2 separate regions of the Homo sapiens genome follow, and region 2 is linked to region 1. A link is an interaction called in ENCODE POLR2A ChIA-PET data of the cell type or tissue named here. Cell type or tissue: PC-9. All regions are shown on one strand. Each heading gives the region's core, and the rest is flanking DNA. Links, peaks and the distances in the headings are about the cores only.

Region 1 (6,552 bases), core at 907-5,906:
AAGAAAAGACAATTCTAGTTCTTTACTGGCAACTTTTTTTTTCTTCAGCTGCTAATAAGATTTTAAATAGACAGGATTGAGCTCTTTGTCCTTTGTTTTATTTGGTCCACTCTGTGGAGTAGTGTTGAGAGCACCAAAGTCATAGAGGAGCTCTCCTAGGTAACAGGGTGGTTTGAGTGAAAGAAGCAACACCTATGTATTTACTTGAAGAGCTCCTGCTCTGAAACCCTTGGGAATCTGATTGGCTTAGGAAGACTGGAAGCTTTCCAGAAGGATACGGCTAATTGTTGCTTTCAAAGGAGATGCACATGTGTGAAGGCCTGAAAGGTATGAATATGGGGAAAGAAAATGTAGAAATTCTAACTTCTTCCAGTTCAGGCTAATGAGATGTGGTGAGACCCAGGGAATTAGTGGAGGTCATTAGGGTGTGCAAAAAGCAATCAAAAGAGATACTGGAAAGATTTATAATGCGATGATTCAAAACAACATAATGCAAAGGGAGAAAGAAAATACTGTGTAGGTCAATGTTTCTCAAGGTATAGTCCTTGAATCAGCTACAGCAGAACTACGTAGGATACTTGTGAAAAATGCAGATTTTTCAGACCTTGCTGAGACCTTTTGAATCAAGATCAGGGTGAAGCCCCAGAATCTGCATGTCTAACGGGCTCTCCAAATGTTTCTGATGTACACTATAGTTTGAGAAGCACTTTTATAGGCAGAACTCTTGCTCTAACTGGAGGATGATCAAGATGACCGCGTAATCTGAAATAAAGGCGTCCCTTGTCTTAGAAAAGCATGTTTTCCTGAGAAGTAGTGTGTTAATGGAAGTTTCACAAGTTGACTTTTATTGTAATTGCACTAGGGGGGCTCATTATTACTTAAAAGAAGCCAAAGGTTAAGATGTTCACAGAGTGAATGTTCGTATTCAATTGATCGTTTAAAATGTAGGGGATCTAACCTGTCATAATCAATATTAGTTAGCTCTCTAACCTAAACAAGATGTAGGCATTTAAAAAGATTCACTTTTATACTTATTTCTGTGATTCTTTAGCATTTTTGCCTTTCACAAAAATGTTTTGTGTCAATTTTAAGTTTAGAAAATATAGCGAATTAGGTTTCATTAATTTTGACAACCATGATAACGTGCTTGTTATGATTATATAAATGAAATTTTTGTGGTTTCCATATCTGTTGCATATCATGTTCAAACAAAGATCTCACATTGGAGCAGAAATATGCTGATTAGATGAATGGCATTAAGTACAAAATTGTATTGTGCTGGGTGCATTTGAATTTTACACAAAGAACAGACTTGGAGTCTGATTATCCCAGTCTCTGATTGCTTTGTCATTCACAGTTTTGATAAATTGCTTAATCATTTAATGAATTAATAATTTGCTATTGAGTCAACAAAATATCTAATCGCAAACCTTCTAAAAATCTGAGACTAGTTGAATCCTCATCCTTTGCATTATTTAATAGTGTATATATAATTGTTATATTTTTTTCTACTGTCCTTAATCACTTCCACTTGATTTGATAAGACCTTCACAGGCTCTCTGTGAGATTTTCATTTTGACAGGATGATGATAATACATGGCATATTGAGAATTATAGCAATTCTAGTAGAGGAGAATAAATGGCTTTATAGTATGGAAATGTAGAGTTCCTATTTATAAAATCAAATTGGTGGATAAATAAAATGCACTTCTGGCTCATTTCCAAATTATTTGTTCAATGAGGCCCACGTCAATCTGCAATGCTTTCAGTGTAAAGGAATCCAGAAGAATACAGAATCTTGAAGATTAAAGCTGGAAGGAATTTAGGAGTTCTCAAACTCAAATCTCTAAAAAAGCCAGGTAATTAACATAAATAAGTGATAAGCTTCACATTACAATATTAAGGGAGTTCCTTCCCCCTGTTGCCTGTGGAAATATAGGGTCATTGTTTCCAAATAGTCTGATTTTTCAAGAGATGCCAAAATCTAGTCTTCCCTATCCATCCTTTTGCTGAGTAGTCACCAGGATGTGGAACTTCTCCTCTCAGTCACAGCTAATTGCACGAGGGATAGGTGCCTGTCTTTGAGGGATGTTGCCCATGCAAATGCTGGCAGCTGACTCCTGTGACCCAGCCTTAAGATGAACAAGTACAGTTTATTTCCCCAGGACATTTGACTCATGACACAAAGGAAATTTATAAGTTGGTAGCAAGGCAGAAATAAGTAGACACAAAGACTGAAACCAAGTTATGTTACCTGCAGAGCACCTGATAGAAAGTTGCAAACTTCTACAACTGAGGTCCTCACAGAGTGGCTTAGAATCTAGACCTACCCACCATCTGAATCCCCATGCTAGATAAGGTATTTTTTTAAAAATTATTTTTATTTTATTTTATTTTATTTTATTTTATTTATTTATGAGAAGGAGTCTTACTCTGTCACCCAGATTGGAGTGCAGTGGCACAATCTGGGCTCACTGCAACCTCTACCTCCTGGGTTCAAGCGATTCTCCCGTCTCAGCCTTCTGAGTAGCTGGAATTACAGGTGGGCGCCACCACATCAGGCTAATTTTTTTAAATTTTTAGTACAGATGGAGTCTCACCATGTTGATTGGCCAGGCTGGTCTCGAACTCCTGACCTCAGGTGATCCACCCACCTCGGCCTCCCAAAGTGCTGGAATTACAGGTGTGAGCCACTGTGCCCAGCTAGGTGTTTTATTTTAACAGCGAAATAAACCCAAGGGTAATGAACACACTAAACCCAGAAATGTGTATGTGAAGGGTTGGATTAATTGGGGATAACTGTATTTAACTTCCAGAACTGTTAAGAATTAAATGAGTATGTGTGAAAATGTCTAGGTCAGTATCTAACACATAGTAGGCACTTAGTGCTACCTTCACAGCTCTCTTCGTCTCTGCTCCTTCCACTACCCATGTATTTACATTTAGTATTGGCATCAACCAAGGGAAGGATGCCGGTATCTGTGACTCAGTCTGATGATGGATAAAAAATTTTTCCTGTCTGTTAACCAGCTGTTATCTAAAAGGCCCCTGTCTATAAGCCATATTTTTCCAGACTCAGATCTTGAGGGGAATTGGTAAAAAATTGTAGACCCTGAATTTGGCTGCCTATACCTGTCAGGATTCAGTGTAAGAAACAGAGATCACTTTAAGTACTTTAAGTAAAAAGGAATTTAATAAGGAAATTAGATAGTTTAAAAAATCTTTGGAAGGATTGGAAGAGTAGGCTCTAGGCTGGGCCTGAAGAAATGGCTCCTAGAATCTTATAGAACTGATCCACCAATTGGCTACTACTTCTGAGACCACCACTGGAATGCTTGAATTCAAGAGCATAGCACCACAGCTGACACCCAGGAAGCTGGAGACTAGTTGCTGGCACACAGCTGCAGAACATTCCCATGTCTACATGACCTCAATTGCCAGGGTAAGAGAGTCTAAAAGGGGAGAGAAAGTGGCCTTGGCATGATTTCTGCTTTCCAAGTCTCACAAAAATGTACCTAATTAATACAAGCCATTTTACATTGAGCATTTTAGCTGTAAAAGAGTCCGTGAAATGCAATTTTCAGTTTTCTAGTCTTTGCAGCACAGAAGGTGCACTAGAAGGAAATGGGAATGAAGGTTGAGTGAACCAGTCCACAGTATCCATAACACTGTCTGCAATGGACTGAATGTTTGTCCCCTCAAACTCATCTGTTGAAAATCTAATCCCAATGTGATAGTATTTGGAGGTGGAACCTTTGGGAGGTGATTAGGTCATGAGGGTGGAGCCCTCATGAATGAGATTTGTGCCCTTTTAAGAAGAGTCGTTTAAGAAGAGGTAGCTAACTCTCTTTTCACTATGTGAGGATATAATGAAAAGACAGCCATCTGCAAAGCAGGAAGTAGGCCTTTACCAGACACTGGATCTGCCAGTGCCTTGATCTTGGACCCCCCCAGCTTCCAGAGTATGAAAAATAAATGTTTGTTGTTTGAGCCACTCAGTCTATGGTATTTTGTTATCACATCCTCTCTTAGTCTGTTTAGTGTAGCTCTATCGGAATACCACAAGCTGGGTAATTTATAAATAAAAAAAATATTTCTCACAGTTCTAAAGGCTGGGAAGTCCAAGCTTAAGGGTCTGCATCTGGTGAGGGCCTTCATGCTACATCATCCCATGGTGGAAGTCAGAAGGGCAAGAGAGTAAGAGGGGGCTGAACTTGCTTTTATAATAAGCCCACTCTTGCAATAACTAACCCATTCCTGTGATATTGACATTCATGAGGGCTCTGCCCACTTATTAGGCCCCATCTCCCAACACTGTTGTATTGGGGATTAAGTTTCTAACACATGAACTTTAGGGGACACATTCAAACCAAAGTCCAGCCCAAACCAAGACATTGCCCTACCATATTTGTCAGTGAAGGTTCTCAAGATCCCCCTTGTACTGGACCTGCCACCTGGTATCATCTGAATTTGAAAGTACGGTAAAACCTCATGATGATGCTAATTCTGAAAAAATACATTTTTCATTTTGTGTCTGTTCTTTATCCATCTGCAGTTCTAAAATAGGAGCAGGCTAAGGTCTTTTATTTTCTGCAGTAGTAGAATGGGTAGGGGAGAAATAGGGTTAGGAATGACTATGTTGTGATCATCTGTGACTTTCTCAGTTAGGTGTAAGATCTCCTGGGTACAGCAAGTGAACAGATCTTTACCCTTGTGCTTTTTGAGATAGTAGGGATTAACTAAAAAATATTGCTTTTTGTTAACTCTGCAATACTGTGTATTTTTTCTGATGAAAAATTTTTGGACCCTGCTTAAAACTTTTTGAAAACTCTTTCATACTTGCTTCTTGATTTTGTTTTTATTTTTAGTTTCTTTTTTAGAAGACTTTGGTATACTTTGGGGTTTGAGATAACACTGTTAGTGCATTTAAGGGAGAGAGGGGGAAGACATTGTTGTACCTGGGTTTAGAATCATTATCTCTAGCAGGGCCACAGTGCAAGCCCGAATCTTTAAAGATATAATGTCCATCTAAATGTGTATGTATCAGTAAAGATTCCAGCTAGAAATAGTTGGCACAATCTGAGTAGGTTGAGAAGAGTTTAATAAAGGTATGGGAATGTTTAGAGGAATCAGCAAAGGATAGTACAAGGACTTTAGGGCTAGCAGCAGTGGAGAAGTTGTTGCATCTACTTGTCCAAATGGGCAAGTAGAGGAAGCTACTTTTGTCATTAGAAGCCATTACTTTTAATGACAAAAACCGCAATTACTTTTGCACCAACCTAATATGAGTGGTTACCAGAATATGAGGAGCACAGCTATCTGGAAAATGCCTCTTGATAGGAGCTGTGGACTTCATTAGTGTGTTAGTCAGGGTTCTCTTAGAGGGACAGAGCTAATGGAATATATATATATATTTATATATATATTTATATATTTATATATATAAACTCATATTTATATATAAACTCATATTTATATATATTTATATATATAAACTCATATTTATATATATTTATATATATAAACTCATATTTATATATATTTATATATAAACTCATATTTATATATATTTATATATATTTATATATATAAACTCATATTTATATATATTTATATATATTTATATATATAAACTCATATTTATATATATTTATATATATAAACTCATATTTATATATATTTATATATATAAACTCATATTTATATATATTTATATATATAAACTCATATTTATATATATTTATATATATAAACTCATATTTATATGTATATATATATATATATGAGTTTATTAAGTATTAACTCACACGATCACAAGGTCCCACAATAGGCCATCTTCAGGCTGAGGAGCAAGGAGAGCCAGTCCAAGTTCCAAAACCGAAGAACTTGGAGTCTGATGTTCGAGGGCAAGAAGCATCCAGCATGGGAGAAAGATGTAGGCTGGGAGGCTAGGCCAGTCTCTCTTTTCACATTTTTCTGCCTGCTTATATTCTGGCTGTGCTGGCAGCTGATTAGATTGTGCCCACCCAGATTAAGGGTGGGTCTGCCTTTCCCAGCCCACTGGCTCAAATATTAATCTTCTTTGGCAACACCCTCACAGATGCACCCAGGATCAATACTTTGTATCCTTCAGTCCAATCAAGTTGACACTCAGTATTAACCACCCCTTGTCAACTTGAACCCATATACATCTCCTGAGATCATACCTAATTTTCAAATAAAGACAATAATAAGGTCATAATTATGCCTAACATAATACAACTATCCTTCATACAACCAGAAATGCACCAATCCCCAACCCAAATACTATTACATAAAGTTAACAATACTTAAATGCTGATGTGAAGTTGATAAATCTTATGTCACATGATAAAGGAGAAAGGAAATAAAATGAAGGTATTTTCTTAGTACAAGTGTATACATGCACAAACATGTTTTTAACAAAAGAAGGAAGAAATACAATTATAGTCCTCATTTCTGCAGCTGGTCACGTAGTCGTTGCTGGTATTGATGATTACCTTCTTCTACTACTCATTCTGTATTTCCCTTGCC
Region 2 (6,552 bases), core at 850-5,849, 76 kb before region 1:
GTGTTGCCCAGGCTGGGTTGCTGTCTCTCTTTTTCTTTGTGTTATAGTTGATGATAGTTAAACACATTTTGTGGGCTAATCTTAGGTTTTGGTACTTAATATTTATAAATATATTCTGTAAATAAAGTTTTCTTCTTTTAAGGGCAAAGGAATTGACTTCTGTTTGCCTATGGTTATTATTTTATTTGATTTAGGTAAATATATTCTACTAAAAGTGATGAACAACAGCTTGACATTTAAGAGACCTAGTTGGCTAGTAAAACCTTGGATTAGTCAACCTGTCAGGGCCTTGGCATCTTTTTTTGTAATATGGTCATGTGGTTATACTTGTAGATAGTCTCTAAAGTCCTTTTAAGTTATAAAATTTGGATTCTTAATTGTTAAAATATTCCTAAAATGACTTCTTAATCACTTTGGAAAATATGTTGATTTTGTCTTATTTTTTAAATTTAGTGTCATGATACCCTGGTGCAGTTTGGTGGGTTTTTAGCATCTAATCTGAGCACAGAAGATTATATAAAGCGAGTGCCTTCAATTGATGTACTCTGTAATGAATTTCATACACCCCATGATGCAGCATTTTTCCTGTCTAGGCCAATGTATGCCCATCATATTTCGGTAAGTACAAGTGTCTTTGCTGCCGCTCAAGAACGATCCAAATTATTTCTTAACGGTTTTATCTGTAAGTACATATCACTACAGATTTTGGGGGAAGGTCTTGGCCCTAAACTAGGATCCCTTCTTTGTTTCCAATAGGGGTACGAAGCTGTGTGGTAGAGGTATACAAAAAAGGTGATGAGAAATTTGGAGTCTAATTGATCATTTAATCAAACATCTGCTGTTAGTGTTTACATATCAACTGCTACAGTCTCCCACTTCTTTCCTAACTAACTGCTACTTGATTTAATTATCACTTTGTTAGCACTATGCAGAAATTCCTGTGTTATGTATACACTCTGAAGGGAAAAAGACAATAAGGGAGTGGTGTTAGGCTGCTTCTTCCCCTTTAGATCCTCTCAATCCAGAGAATTGTTTGCCGTCTTTGTGTAACGTCTTACTGTTGTCACACCCCATGGTAGATCAGTCTCAGCTGTGCAAGAGGGTACCTGATTTCTTGACAGACAGAGGTGGGAGAATTTCTTCATCTTAGGAATTCTGACCTGCCCTGTGCTAAGTGAACACACTAATCAGCAATATGGAATCCTAGCAAACAGGAACACCTGGTTGTCTGTGGTTGGCTGAACTTTTCCAGCTCAGAAAATGGAGCAGGTCATTCAAGCTACTTTTTCTCTCTTACTTGTGTAAAATATTACCTTTGTCTTTTAAGAGATACAAAAACCTAAACAAAGAAATGGCATTTCCCTCTCAGGCTTGGAAGAAAACAGAAAACTAAATGAAAGTGGCTGTATAGCCAAGTCAGATATAAGTCTTTTATCTGTAGGCAGCATGCCACTCTCTGGAAAAGGTGTTTCCCAGCAATCTTGTGGTTGTGCTGGATGGGCATCCAAGCTGTCCTGGGGATCCTTGCTTTTGCTTCTTGAGTGAAAGCCTCTGTTGAAGAGCCTTCGTTGAGAGAGTGAAAATGTATATTAGGTGATTGCTATGTCCCCTCTATAAACTATCAGCAGGCTCTCTTGAGGATAATTCAGCCAAACGCTGCCCAGATTTTTTTTTTTTTTTTTTTTTTTTTTTTGAGATGGAGTCTCGCTCTGTCTTCCAGGCTGGAGTGCAGTGGCGCAATCTCAGCTCACTGCAACTTCCACCTCCCGGGTTCAAGCGATACTCCTATCCCAGGCTCCCAAGTAGCTGGGATTACAGGTGCCCGCCACCACACCCAGCTAATTTTTGTATTTTTAGAAGAGATGAGATTTCACCATGTTGGCCAGGCTGGTCTCAAACTCCTGACCTCAGGTGATCCGCCTGCCTTGGCCTCCCAAAGTGCTGGCATTATAGGCATGAGCCACTGTGCCTGGCCTGCTCAGATTCTTGAGACGAGATTTTTGAACAATAGTGAGAAGTACAGCAATAATTGTGGATATCAGTTCTATTCCATAAGTCTAGTTCCCCAGGCAATTTGAAATGTAGAACTGTTATGTCTCTTCATTTGACTGAAGGTGTGAACTTGAAGTGGGAGTTAAACTGACTTTAGACAAGGACATATTCATCTTGGGTAAATACGAAGTATAGCCTTCTTTTCTGACCAAGCCTATTTTTCTAACTAGATAGTGACTATGGGGTTCCTAGCAATAGAAATCACAGATTCAGACCCAGAGGACTGGGGAGATTGGAGCTATCATGTAACCCTCTCATACCTATAAACTAATTTTTAGTTTTAATTGTTGAGGTTGTGGTCCACCTTGAGACACAGGTCTGAAAGATAGGCTTTTAACCTAGTTCATATTCTAGATCTTGCCCAGAACAGGTAATTAGGCTGTCTTTTATGCAGATAATGTCAGCCCTATTTTATCCCGTTTTGTTAGAACCTTAGCAGAAGTCATTCTGCTCATCTAGATTCATATTAGTTACCTTCAATAAGACCTGTCCTCTAAATTAAAAAACACTCTCTGTTTTCCCAACTGCTATTCCCTCAGGTTTCTGATGCAATTGGGACTCCTTTTTCGTAACTAATGTTCTTTGTAGCTTTGTCACTTACGTGGTCTCAGTGGTTGTCAGCATGCTCTCTAAAATGGGGATAACAGAGCATAAATCTTCCCACTTCTAGAACAATTGTAAAATTCTAGAACAATTGTAAAATTGAGCACTCAGGAAGGAAGGCAGGTAACTGAGCTGTAAGGAGCTGAGACTCTTTTGCCTATCACAGTGTAGAACTGGAAGCAGAACCTTTGATCATCTCGTTTTGGGTTACGTGTTTAGCACAAATAGAATGATTTAAGTGATTTTCTAACGTAAGGAAGTAACTAGTTTTAGGACTTCCTTTAGGTTCGTATGAAGGGTGATACCTAACTTAAACAAAATTTTCTGGATGAGAGCTCTTTCATCCTAAAGAGACTGAAGGATGTGAAACAATAGCAGCAACTCTGTGTTATCTTCATATATATGTGTGTGTGTGTGTGTGTGTGTGTGTGTGTGTGTGTGTGTTCATGTATAATATATATGTTCATATATATGTTATCTTCATATATATAGAATATATAGAAAAAATATATATATTTTTGTGTGTGTATATATATGTATAATATATTTGGCATACACATCTCTGCAGCCCCTCCCATTGTACTAACAATTTTTTTTCCTCATACAATTAAGAATATGGCATTCCTCTGTTTTTTCCCCCAAATTAGGATAAACCAGTCAAACGAAAGAAGCTGCAGCATCAGTTCTCACATGCTTTAAACTTCAATATACCACAGCTTTTCACAGAAAAATTTATTTGGCTTAGCAGTAGAGTAACCAGTTGGTCCTGGTTTGCCTGGGATGTTCCCAGTTTTAGCACTGAAGTCTTAAATCCTCAGAAATCCCTGAATCCCCAGCAAACCCTGACAATTGGTCACCCTACTTAGCAGTCTTAAAACAAATTTCTCATAACTTTTCTTAGTGTTGATCCAGCTTTTTTTTTTTTTTTAATTTTTATTTTTTGAGACAGTCTCCTTCTGTCATCCAGTCTGGAGTGAAGGGGCATGATCTCAGCTCACTGCAACTTCTGCCTCTGGGGTTCAAGTGATCCTCTCACCTCAGCCTCCCAAGTAGCTGGGATTACAGGCCTGCGCCACCACGCCTGGCTAATTTTTTGTAGAGATGGGGTTTTGACATGCTGGCCAGGCTGGTCTCAAACTCCTGATCTCAAGTGATCTGCCCGCCTTGGTCTCTTGATCCAGCTTTTTAATTGACAAATTTTAACAGTTGGTAGGGTCTGCATGTAGTGATACTACATTCTGTCCTAGTTGGCTATTACTAGTTCCATTCTTCCTCTTTTCTCATGTTAAGACCTTCTATTTGTTCCCTTGAATATCTCAAAAGCAGGACTGGAAACCCTACATGTTCAATCCCTGATACAGCAGCAAGAGGGAGTAGGGTGGGGGAATGAAAGAGGAGAACATGCATATACCCTGTTCACTTTACTCAACAGGTCAGATTAGATAAGAACCCTCTGAGAATCTCCTAGTTGGCACACAGTACTAAAGACTGGAATAGCTTCCAGAGATGATTTATCTTAAAATAAACGTTGTTCATAAGAAACTAGAATTTCTACAACAGTTTTGAGATTGGTCATCTTTTGATTCTTTAGAAGGGAATATAGATTTTTATGCCATGAAAGTCAAAGCTATAAATTATGTTGTGTGTGTATGTATGTATGTATTTTTACTTTTTATCTACAGTCAAAGTATGATGAACTTAAAAAATCAGAAAAGGGAAGTAAACAGCAACATAAAGTTCATAAGTACATTACATCATGTGAGATGGTGATGGCGCCTGTCCATGAAGCAGTGGTCTCCTTACATGTTTCCAAAGTCTGGGATGACATCAGCCCTCAATTCTATGCTACATTCTGGTCATTGACAATGTATGACCTTGCAGTTCCACACACCAGCTATGAACGAGAAGTCAATAAACTTAAAGTCCAGATGAAAGCAATTGATGACAATCAGGAAATGGTAGGTTTTTGTTCTAGTAGTTCAAGTGCAATAACTTTATGGTATTCAATGTTACCTATATTTTGAAATTGTTTTAGCTCTGGTTCCTTAAAACAGTGATCTTGTTGCTATATAATATTTTCTTAAATGGGGTTTAATAGTTACTTCTGAGTGGGGGGCCAGGAGTTTGGTGACTAGGTGGAGGTTATGATTAATCAAAAATTATTTGAGTGTCCTTTTCTACTGACGACTATGCTAGTAACTTAAAGTGATTCATGTGACTCTAATAGCAAGAGCAGTAGTTCTCAAGAGGAGAGTTCTTTAGGAGAAGACTATTGAGAAGCCGAGTCTTGAAATGGACAGGCCTTGAAGGTAGATTAGGTTTGGAAATATGGAAGCAGATAGGGAGGTCACCATAGGGTTCCAGCAAAGACAGGAAGTAGATTGAGGTTTAGGGAGACCACTTTTACTGATTCACTTTCATGTAGTGAATGTACTTAGTGATTCATATGAATAGTTATGATGGGGCCAGATTATGTAGGCATTGGAAGTCAGGGAGAAAAGTAGACTTGGTAAAATTGAGAGCTATTTTAGATTCCTGAGCAGGATAGTAATGTAAAAAATGGTACTTAAAAAAGATTACTCATGACAGCAGTATGAAAGATGCTTTTTGACTAGCATTAGGCTAAAGACCAGCTAGGTGGCTTTTTGGGCAGTCTATTGTGAGAGCATAGACTGATGGAGGTAGTGGCAGTGTACAAGGCTTGTAAACCAGTCTTGATATAAAGGAGAGGGAAGAGTCAAAGATGACACCATGCCTGAGACTAATAGTGTCAGTGTTGCAAATGTAGCCTGTTCTGATGGTGTATGAAGATGCCATGACAGTGTTATGAGTGTGTTGAATGGAGATAAAAGTAGCACGTTCAAGTGGACCTATATTCATGTTAAAGTAGTTATAAACTATCAGCCTTTATCTCTTTAAACTTTTCAATTAAAAGAAGAAAGGTAATGTGCATATAGTTAGAAAAGTGTCTAATTGAATTCTTTGTAGCCCCCAAATAAAAAGAAAAAAGAGAAGGAGCGCTGTACTGCCCTTCAGGACAAGCTTCTTGAAGAAGAAAAGAAACAGATGGAACATGTACAGAGAGTTCTACAGAGATTGAAACTGGAAAAGGACAACTGGCTTTTAGCAAGTAAGTTGTTGGAATTGTTAGGTTCCTGATGCTGGTAAATTACAGAAAACAAAACATTATAACTTTAGAGGTGTTAAAGTGTATTATGTTTGTATTTCAACTCAGTGTTCCCTATCCCATTCTTTGGTTATTTGTTAATGCAGAATCAACTTCATGTTCACTGGAGGAACTGATATAGTTTGCTGGTGAAGTTAATTAACTTTTAACTACATATTGGCAGCTTGTCATTCAGCTTTTCTGTATAAAACATATTTCTGGAGAAATCATAGAAAAAAAGGTCCACATAGTAAAAATGATAATCATGACCAGGCATGACATTTGGTTACAAACTATAAATAGTTTGTGGTTTATAGTATTCTCTTCACTAAAGGTAATATGTTGTCATGTTTAGTGGCTTTGAGGCACTTGGGGAAGAAGTTTACCACTTAATATATTCTTCCTTTATTTTTAGAATCTACCAAAAATGAGACCATCACAAAATTTCTACAGCTGTGTATATTTCCTCGATGTATTTTTTCAGCAATTGATGCTGTTTACTGTGCTCGTTTTGTTGAATTGGTACATCAACAGAAAACTCCAAATTTTTCCACACTTCTTTGCTATGATCGAGTAAGTTTTTATTGCAACCTTTAAAAAGTTCTCACACAAAGATAGCTAACATTATAATTTATAGAGGTATTATTGTGTGTTTAGTTAAAAAGCATGAACTCAAGAACCAAGTGTCTGAACTTGAATCCTAGCTCTACTACTTTCTAGCTGTATGATCT

Evidence for each region. ChIA-PET counts read pairs that join two places held together with the same protein. Peaks named below come from ENCODE experiments on the same cell type or tissue, not always from the same donor. Only the 100,000 strongest peaks of a DNase experiment are listed, where the experiment ranks them.
Region 2: POLR2A ChIA-PET joins it to region 1 with 10 read pairs; 2 of 35 experiments call an interaction of 5 or more read pairs at or near these places.

The regions. Positions count from the first base shown.
Region 1 is chrX:123,549,737-123,556,288 of GRCh38, reverse strand. No RefSeq gene overlaps it. Among named protein-coding and RNA genes, the nearest start is that of THOC2, 180 kb to the left of the region's middle. In PC-9, for the core only: no CTCF peak of the experiment used is centred there; no DNase peak of the experiment used is centred there.
Region 2 is chrX:123,625,754-123,632,305 of GRCh38, reverse strand. THOC2 (THO complex subunit 2) reads left to right here. Exons shown (of 39, transcript NM_001081550.2): 22 at 454-618; 23 at 4,338-4,613; 24 at 5,644-5,785; 25 at 6,237-6,394. Among named protein-coding and RNA genes, the nearest start is that of THOC2, 100 kb to the left of the region's middle. In PC-9, for the core only: no CTCF peak of the experiment used is centred there; no DNase peak of the experiment used is centred there; H3K27ac peaks cover 683 bases.